3 separate regions of the Homo sapiens genome follow, and regions 2 and 3 are each linked to region 1. Evidence: chromatin contacts called from ENCODE Hi-C or POLR2A ChIA-PET data. All regions are on one chromosome and are shown on one strand. Each heading gives the region's core, a stretch centred on a gene start or an enhancer-like site at or near the end of the contact. The rest is flanking DNA. Distances are from core to core; before and after follow the strand shown. Region 1 overlaps ACSBG2 (acyl-CoA synthetase bubblegum family member 2). Region 2 overlaps RFX2 (regulatory factor X2). Region 3 overlaps MLLT1 (MLLT1 super elongation complex subunit).

What was found. Hi-C counts contacts between places; a loop is a spot of excess contacts on that map. ChIA-PET counts read pairs that join two places held with the same protein, here RNA polymerase II (POLR2A). Pooled maps may share reads with other maps.
Region 2: a pooled map shows a loop between it and region 1 (4-fold over the local background). The contact joins two enhancer-like sites. A Hi-C loop is called at or near these places in 3 of 50 pooled maps. POLR2A ChIA-PET finds 5 or more read pairs at or near these places in 4 of 52 experiments (A549, activated B cell, activated CD4-positive, alpha-beta T cell and 1 more).
Region 3: a pooled map shows a loop between it and region 1 (4-fold over the local background). The contact joins two enhancer-like sites. A Hi-C loop is called at or near these places in 4 of 50 pooled maps. POLR2A ChIA-PET finds 5 or more read pairs at or near these places in 2 of 52 experiments (GM10248 and activated naive CD8-positive, alpha-beta T cell).

The regions. Positions count from the first base shown.
Region 1 is chr19:6,160,124-6,162,823 of GRCh38, reverse strand. It overlaps ACSBG2 (acyl-CoA synthetase bubblegum family member 2), which reads right to left. Exons shown (of 15, transcript NM_030924.5): 6 at 1,529-1,609. The region is part of intron 2 of LOC105372255 (a long non-coding RNA gene); the gene reads left to right. Among named protein-coding and RNA genes, the nearest start is that of ACSBG2, 26 kb to the right of the region's middle. RefSeq lists a silencer at 1,280-1,339. Within about 2 kb of position 1,408, at least 4 of the 41 ENCODE cell types and tissues checked have a DNase peak (open chromatin) inside an H3K27ac peak, as active enhancers do.
Region 2 is chr19:6,086,739-6,089,438 of GRCh38, reverse strand. The region is part of intron 1 of RFX2 (regulatory factor X2); the gene reads left to right. Among named protein-coding and RNA genes, the nearest start is that of RFX2, 22 kb to the left of the region's middle. RefSeq lists enhancers at 1,658-2,157, 2,167-2,236, 2,158-2,659. Within about 2 kb of position 1,423, at least 33 of the 41 ENCODE cell types and tissues checked have a DNase peak (open chromatin) inside an H3K27ac peak, as active enhancers do.
Region 3 is chr19:6,242,780-6,245,479 of GRCh38, reverse strand. All of the region lies in intron 3 of MLLT1 (MLLT1 super elongation complex subunit), which reads left to right. Among named protein-coding and RNA genes, the nearest start is that of MLLT1, 36 kb to the left of the region's middle. RefSeq lists an enhancer at 1,267-1,981. Within about 2 kb of position 1,344, at least 9 of the 41 ENCODE cell types and tissues checked have a DNase peak (open chromatin) inside an H3K27ac peak, as active enhancers do.

The DNA.
Region 1 (2,700 bases), core at 159-2,658:
AGTGGGAGGCAGGGGATATATTCCTGGCATCCAGTGAGTGGAGGCCAGCAATGCAGCTCAACATCCTACAGGGCGTCGGACAGCTCCTTAGAGAATTACCTGCCCCAAATGTCAACAGCAAGGAGGTTGAGAAACCCTGCTGTAAGTGTTATTGCTAACAAAGTAGTCTTTTAAGTTATCCGAGACTTAAGACTGTTGCTGTAGTGGTCACTTTGAACCTCTAAAAAGTTTGTAATTTTTTTTTTTTTTTTTTTTTTGAGACGGAGTCTTGCTCTGTTGCCCAGGCTGGAGTGCAGTGGCGCGATCTCAGCTCACTGCAAGCTCCGCCTCCTGGGTTCACGCCATTCTCCTGTCTCAGCCTCCCGAGTAGCTGGGACTACAGGCGCCCACCACCACGCCTGGATAATTTTTTTGTATTTTCAATAGAGACGGGGTTTCACCGTGTTAGCCAGGATGGTCTCGATCTTCTGACCTCGTGATCCGCCTGCCTCGGCCTCCCAAAGTGCTGGGATTACAGGTGTGAGCCACTGGCGCCCGGCCTTTTTTTTTTTTTTTTTTTGAGACAGAGTCTCACTCTGTTGCCAGGCTGGAGTGCAGTGGTGTGATCTCGGCTCACTGGAACCTCCGCCTCCCGGGTTCAAGCGATTCTCCTGCCTCAACCTCCTGAGTAGCTGGGACTACAGGCACGTACCACCATGCCCAGCTAATTTTTGTATTTTTAGTAGAGACGGTGTTTCACCATGTTGACCAGGATGGTCTCGATCTCCTGAGAAGTCTGCAATTCTAATTGGTTGTCTTAGTCATTGTTATAACAAATTTTGGCTTGGGTATAAATAAAATATTTAAACTTAATGTTGTTAGTTTTAACATAATTTTCAACTTTTTAGTATATTGTTTAATTATCTTAATGTTCTTGGGAAAAAATTAATAACAAAATGACTGATTTTTTTTAGCCACCAGTTTTGGTGGTGATTTGTTGCCCAGCAGTAATTAGCCAGAACAGACACTGTTCATTAATCAGTCCCTTCATGCCAGAAGGGAAAAATGCGTCCCAAAGGTCCCGCCTACGTCCTTTTGCTAGGCCCCCACGCATTGCTCACCTCCCATTTCCCTTTGCAAAGGCCACATCCACTTCCCTTTGCAAAGCCCCACCCACTACATTTATGAAGCCCCACCCACATCCCTTTGCAAACCCCCACCTACCACATTTGTGAGGCCCCATTCCATCTCTGCTTACCTCCCACTTTCTTTGAAAGGCCACACCCACTTCCCTTGTAAGGTCACACCCCCTCCCTCTGCTCACATTTCACGTCCTTTGAAAGGTCACACCCACTTTCCTCACAAGGCCCCACCCACTTCCTTTCCTCACCTTTCACTTCCTTTGAGAGTCCCCACCTACTTCCTTTGAGAGTTCCCACCCTTGCCAGGTCCGACCTCCTCCCTCTGCTCACCTTCCACTTAGGCCACGCCCACTTTTCTTGCAAGGCCCCGCCCTCCCCTTTCCCCAGTGCCCACCTCCCACACTTACAGAGTACAAGTTGTTGTTCTTCTTCATTGGCAGTCTGTACTGGATGATCGCTTTTAGGGGCTCTAGGCTGCTCTGTGGAATCTGAAAGAAAGTTCCCTGTGGGCTTCATGGCAACCCAGCCCTGGGAAAGACTAAAGCTGGGTTAGATGTCCTAAGTAAGCTCTCTCCAGCAACTCTAGCCTCTTTTTTTTTTTTTGAGACACAGTCTTGCTCTGTCGCCCAGGCTGGAGTGCATTGGCCCAATCTCGGCTCACTGCAACCTCCGCCTCCCGGGTTGAAGCCATTCTCCCACCTCAGCCTCCTGAGTATCTGGGATTGCAGGCATGTGCCACCATGCCCAGCTAATTTTTGTATTTTTAGTAGAGCCGGGGTTTCACCGTATTGGCCAGGCTGGTCTCGAACTCCTGACCCCAGGTGATCCCCCCGCCTCGGCCTCCCAAAGTGCTGGGATTACAGGCGTGAGCCACTGTGCCCAGCCTCCAGCCTCTTTTCTTCCCCTGCCCACACTATAAAATGCTGCTATTGGTCTTGACTGACTCCAAATGACTTGGTTTCAGGACTCCTGGATTCTTTGTAGTCCATATCAGTAGCTTCCAACAGTGTCGGTAGAGGATGACAATAGTCTGCCCGAGACAACACATCTCTGACCAAATTATGCTACACAGAATTGTGGATCTTGGTTGATGAGCTAAAAGAAGTCCCTCATGGCTCTTCCTTTTCCAGGACTTTGCACCTTGCAGCCCAGATTTAGCTAACCTTTTACTCGGAGTCAGGCAATAAAAATCCTTCATGAAGTTGGCTGGAACCTGGACAAGTGCAGAGCCCTCTACCCATACCTAGCACGGTAAGGTTCAGGTGACCTGCGGGATTCTTTTTTCTTTTCTTTCTTTCTTTTTTTTTTTTTTTGAGACGGAGTCTCACTCAGTCACCTAGGCTAGAGTGCAGTGGCGCTATCTCAGCTCACTCCAAGCTCCGCCTCCTGGGTTCATGCCATTCTCCTGCCTCAGCCTCCCGAGTAGCTGGGACTACAGGCGCCCGCCACCATGCTTGGCTAATTTTTTGTAGTTTTAGTAGAGATGGGGTTTCACTGTGTTAGCCAGGATGGTCTCGATCTCCTGACCTCGTGATCCGCCCACCTCAGCCTCCCAAAGTGCTGGGATTACAGGCATGAG
Region 2 (2,700 bases), core at 174-2,673, 73 kb after region 1:
GCACAGGGTCAGAATCCAGAGGACATGAGGGCTGGCCTCCCCCTTCCCTGTGACATTGCTCCAGCTCCTGCCCGTGCACACTCCCTTTTCAGAGACTGCCCAAAACCCCACATCCTCCGCCACTGAGATGGAGACAGGACAGGAGTGTTGGTCTTCACCCCCAGAGTGTCCCTGACCTGCTGGACGCAGATTTCTAGCGTGGTTATTTGTCATTACATGGGCTATTTGATACCTGCCCTTTTATTTATTTGGAGTTATTTTAGGCTCTGTTTTAAAGACATGAGTCCAAACATCTGAGTCTAATACAGAGTGGGCAAACTAGCCCATGGGCTAAATCCAACTCACTGCCTGTTTTTGTACAGCCCATGAACTAAGAATGCTTTTTTCCTACATTTTTAAGTAGTTGGAAAAATCAAAAGAAGAATATTTTAGGACATACAAAATTATCTGAAATTCACATTTCAGTGTCCATAAATTGTGCTTGCTTCAGCAGCAAATATACTAAAACTGGAACCATAAATAAAGTTTTATTGGCACACAGCCACAGTCATTTCACCCTACAATGGATGGGGTTGAGTCATCTTGACAGCGAGCGCTTGACCTGCAAAACCTAAAATATTTACTATTCCACATTTTACAAAAAAAGCTTGCCACCCCCTGGTCTAACGCACATTACTTGGCTATATGTGACTAGTACTCATGTGTATATGAATGTGATGCTGATTTTGAGGTTTATAAAACCCCTTAGGCTCTTCAATGGTGTTTAACATATTTTTGCTTTCTCTAAGAGAGAGAGGAATAATATTTACTTTGTTATCTTCTCCAGTTTGTTGTAATTAAAGAAGAGTCTTTGGCTACATCCATCTTGCAGGATGAATTTCGTTGCCTTCTTATACCTATGAGAACTGTGCCTTTAAAAAAAAATGCTGGGCTGGCATGGTGACTCAAGCCTGGAATCCCAGCACTTTGGGAGGCTGAGGCGGGTGGATCACCTGAGGTCGAGAGTTCGAGACCAGTCTGACCAACAGGGAGAAACCCCATCTCTACTAAAAATACAGAATTAGCGGGGCATGGTGGCACATGCCTGTAATACTAGCCACTCAGGAGGCTGAGGCAGGAGAATCGCGGGAGGCGGAGGTTGCAGTGAGCCGAGATCACGCCACTGCTGTCCAGCCTGGGCAACAAAAGTGAAACTCCGTCTCAAAAAAAAAAAAAAAAAAAAAAAAAGCTGTAGTGCCCTGGCCCTTCTCTGTGGCATTCTTCTTTGTCTTTCAGGCCCTGGCCAGCCTGGGTTAGGCTTAGAGCAGCACTCTGGGCTGGGAAGGGCTCTGTGTTCAGGGGTCATTGCTTCCTCTTTGTTCTCGTCTCTGACTCACCAACATGCAGCTCTGGGTGACTGTCCCTTGAGGACTGTGGCTTCCTGGCGGGTTAAGCCAGTTCTGGAAGTGGGTGTGCAGCTTATGGCAGCCAGGAGTGGTTTCTGAAATTAATTACTGCTCTAGATGATGATGTAAGGAGTGAGACTCCTGGGGAGAAACTGCCCATGTGGAGAAACCCAGCACCTGTAACCCATCACCTTCGTATCAAAACACGCTGTCCACCTAAGAAGGGCGAATGTGCCATGGCTAATCAAGGAAAATAATTTCTGTTTAGCTGTCAAAAAAGCTATTTCCATGATATCAGCCCTTTGATTTGGAGCTGAAACCTCCAAATCAAAATAAATTCTGCAGCATCTGAATCTTTTGTTGTAGCTGGATTTTTTAGAGTGAAGGCATTGCTAGGAATTACTGACAGAGTCCAGGGAGGGGCTAGAATTGGAATCGGGCTTCTCTGAGGTGAGAAAGTTAGTGGGGACTCGCCTTAATGCCTGGCTGTGGAACTGATCAAGGTCACTGGCTAGATGTGGTAAATCAGATGGGCTTCCTTGGGTTGGATGGGTGGATGCTAGAAAAAACTGCACTTCTCTCTAAGTCCCTTTACTCGCCTCTGGCAGGCATCTCCCTCCTGGGCTTCCTCTGATCCTCGATCCTCAATTCCTGGGCTTGGTGGACTGTGGGTTAATTATCTCCTAAGTGTTCTTTGAAAGCAGAGCCAATTATCAGCACAGTCCCTTCCCAGGCTGTTTGAATTCCTAAATACAGGGCAGTGGGAGGGAGGAGTAGCCACCTGTGGACTGTGGCTCCCTGCTGGAGACGGGTGTGCGTCTCGCTTCGCCCCTGTGAAGGTTATGCCTGTCGCCCTGTCTATCATGAGTCTGTCTCTGCAGCTTGTGGCTTCTGACCCGCTGCGACCATCTGCCTGTGCTCAGTCCCCACCCAGGAAGTGAACTGATTCTGTCACTTTCTTCTAAAGACCACAGATCTGCCTGGTTTATACAACGAAGCTCGTCTGAATTGGAGTCCTCAAATTTGTGAATTTAAGTTTTAAAAGATTAAAAAAAAAAAGACATACTGCTGTAGCCCAGTGGTTTTTAATCTTTCATCAGTCTGGATCTCTTTCAAAATCTGCTCAACACTGGGAATTTCTCCTCAGAAGAACAGGCATGGAAGGGCAAAAATTACATGACAATCTACGTTAGTAGTAAACAGAAAAGGCAGAGGTGCCCATGTGATGTTTGTATCTCTGTAGAGTTGTGTGGTCAGAACAGACAAATTCCCTTTGCAAATAATAGTAAGGAAGCGCATCACTGAAAACAGGAAT
Region 3 (2,700 bases), core at 95-2,594, 83 kb before region 1:
CTCGGCCTCCCAAAGTGCTGAGTTTACAGGCGTGAGCCACTGTGCCCGGCCCTCACATCCGGTGAGTTATTAAAAAAACTTTTTTAAGGGCTGGGCACGGCGGCTTATACCTGTAATCCCAGCACTTTGGGAGGCCGAGGTGGAAGGATTGTTTGAGCTCAGGAGGTTGAGACCAGCCTGGGCAACATGGTGAAACCCCATCTCTTTAAAAAAAAAAAAAAAGAAAGAAAGAAAGGAAAGATGGAAGAAAGAAAGAAAGAAAGAAAGAAAGGAAAAAAAGAAAAGATTTAAAAAAATTTTTTTTTGTTAGAGAGTCTCACTATGTTGCTAAGGCTGAGCTCAAACCCCCAGCCTCAAGTGATCCTCCTGCCTCAGCCTCCCAGAGTGTTGAGATTATAGGCGTGAGCCAACACACCTGGCCCCGTTCTTTATTTAACTTTTTGAGTAACTGCCAGACTGTTTTTCAGCAGCTGTGCCATTTTACATTCCCCCCCAGCCGGGTATGAGGGTTCTGATTTTTCTACATCCTCACCAGCAACTCATTTTCTGCCTTTTTGATTATAGCCGTCTGTCCTAGTGGGTGTGAAGTGGTACCTGGTTAGGTTTTGATTTGCATCTCCCTGACGGCCGACGGTAATGAGCATCGTTTTCATGTGCTTATTTGCAACCCATATATTCTCTTTGGTAAAGTATCTGTTCAGAATTTTGCCCTTCCCTCTCATTAAAAAAAATTGGGTTAGCTGTTTTCTTGTTGTTGAGTTTTAAGAGTTCTGTATATACTCTGGATACAAGTCCTGTACTTGGTATATGAGTTGCAAATATTTTCTCCAAGTCTGTGGCTTATCTTCTCATTCTCTTAATAGTATATTTTTGTCTAGCAAACGTTTTTTATTTTGATGGACGTCTTACTGTTGTTTTTCTGGCGAGTGCTTCTGGTTTTGTGTCTGAAACCCTTTGCCACACTTGAGGCCCATGCCTCTGTTTTCGCTGTCCGCTGGCGGCATGCACCAAGCCCACTGTTGAGAGAGGCGGGGGAGACTGTCAAAGGGTAGTGGGTATCTAGTAAGGGAGGCCCTTGTCATTTATTCTTCGCAAATGAGGGTTTTTTTTTTTTTAATGTTCGTTTACAGTGAGGAGGAGGAATTGCTTTTCTTCCATTCTTTGCTGGAGTTTCATGGATTTCTTCATGTGTCAGATATTTACCAAGTCTAGGCCCAGTGAAGACCAAGTGAACACGTTCCCCTCTCTTGTGGAGTTCACAGACTGACAGGGCAAGAGACGGCAGACACACGGGAGAGGAAGTGACCCATCAGAATGAGTTCCAGGAAGCCCAGGGGCTGGGTGCTATGAGTGTGTCACGGGGACCCAGTTAGAAAGGGTCGGTTGGGTTCTCTTAAGAAGCGAGATTGACTTCTTTTTTTTTTTTTTTTTTTTTTGAGGTGGAGTCTTGCTCTGTCACCCAGGCTGGAGTGCAGTGGCGTGATCTCGGCTCACTGCAAGCCCTGCCTCCTGGGTTCACACCTTTCTCCTACCTCAGCCTCCCGAGTGGCTGGGACTACAGGCGCCCGCCACCATGCCTGGCTAATTTTTTTGTATTTTTAGTAGAGAGGGGGTTTCACCGTGTTAGCCAGGATGGTCTCGGTTTCCTGACCTCGTGATCCACCTGCCTCGGTCTCCCAAAGTGCTGGGATTACAGGCGTGAGCCACCGTGCCCGGCCGATTGACTTCTTCTTATGTGAGGCTGAGAGGATGGGGTGGTCCCTTCTAGGGGGAGGGGCAGCTGTTTGAAAGGCAGAGTCCAGGTGATGAAGCGGGGCTGGGGCGAGTGTGAGGGAGGTGAGCTGGGTGGGCAGAGCTGCTCATCCGCTGGGGGTGACATGGTGGCATTTGCTGTTAGATCCTGCATAAGGGGTCGAGTCCTCTGGGTTCACCTGCCTCTTTGGGCGTAAGCTCTGTGGCCGTGGCTTCAGAAGCCCCAGCCAGGTGCCTGTCCCACGCCTGTCCCATGATGTTCTGGAGTAGGTCAGTGACATTATAATGCAGACCTGGCTCCATCTCTCCCAGAAGGAATTCAGTGGCTGCCAAACAGGAAGTGCTTGTCTGTGCCCTGGAGTCAGTTAGGAGGCAGGGTGAGGGCCTCGGGAGGGGCTGCAGAGCTGACCTGGGAGGCTTTGATGCCCTGGTCCTGGGCAGGGCAGGGGCCGGGGGCTGCCGGCCTCCCCGAGCCTTCCCGGGGTGGGGGCCCCCACTGACATGCATGGCCCTGCTCGGGCTGGGACTGGCTCTCGGGGTCTCTTTCAGCTTTACCGCTTGGTGACCCCGCCACGTTCCCGCTTTACGTTCCCAGCAGACTTTAGCATGGTTGATTTTTGTCTTGCTTTGTTTTGAGGCATTAGCCAAGATCAGCAGCTGGACTCAGGAGCTCTTCTCTGAGGCATCATTTGATGTGACTTAATTTCCTTGGCAATCCTTTTAGCTCTCACCTTTGTCGCTTTCATGCCAGTGCTGGCTGCCAAGTAGTCCTGCGTTTCTGGCTTGGTGTGCTTGGCAAAACCGAGAGGGGCAGAGAGAGCTGCTGTCAGATGGGGAGAGGGGTCATCTGAGATGACAGTGGCCTGCTTTCCTCTCCTGTGGCCGGTGTCGGCTCGCAGCCCCCCAGGTGCCCTGTAGATGCAGTCACATGAGGGGATGCTGGCCGGG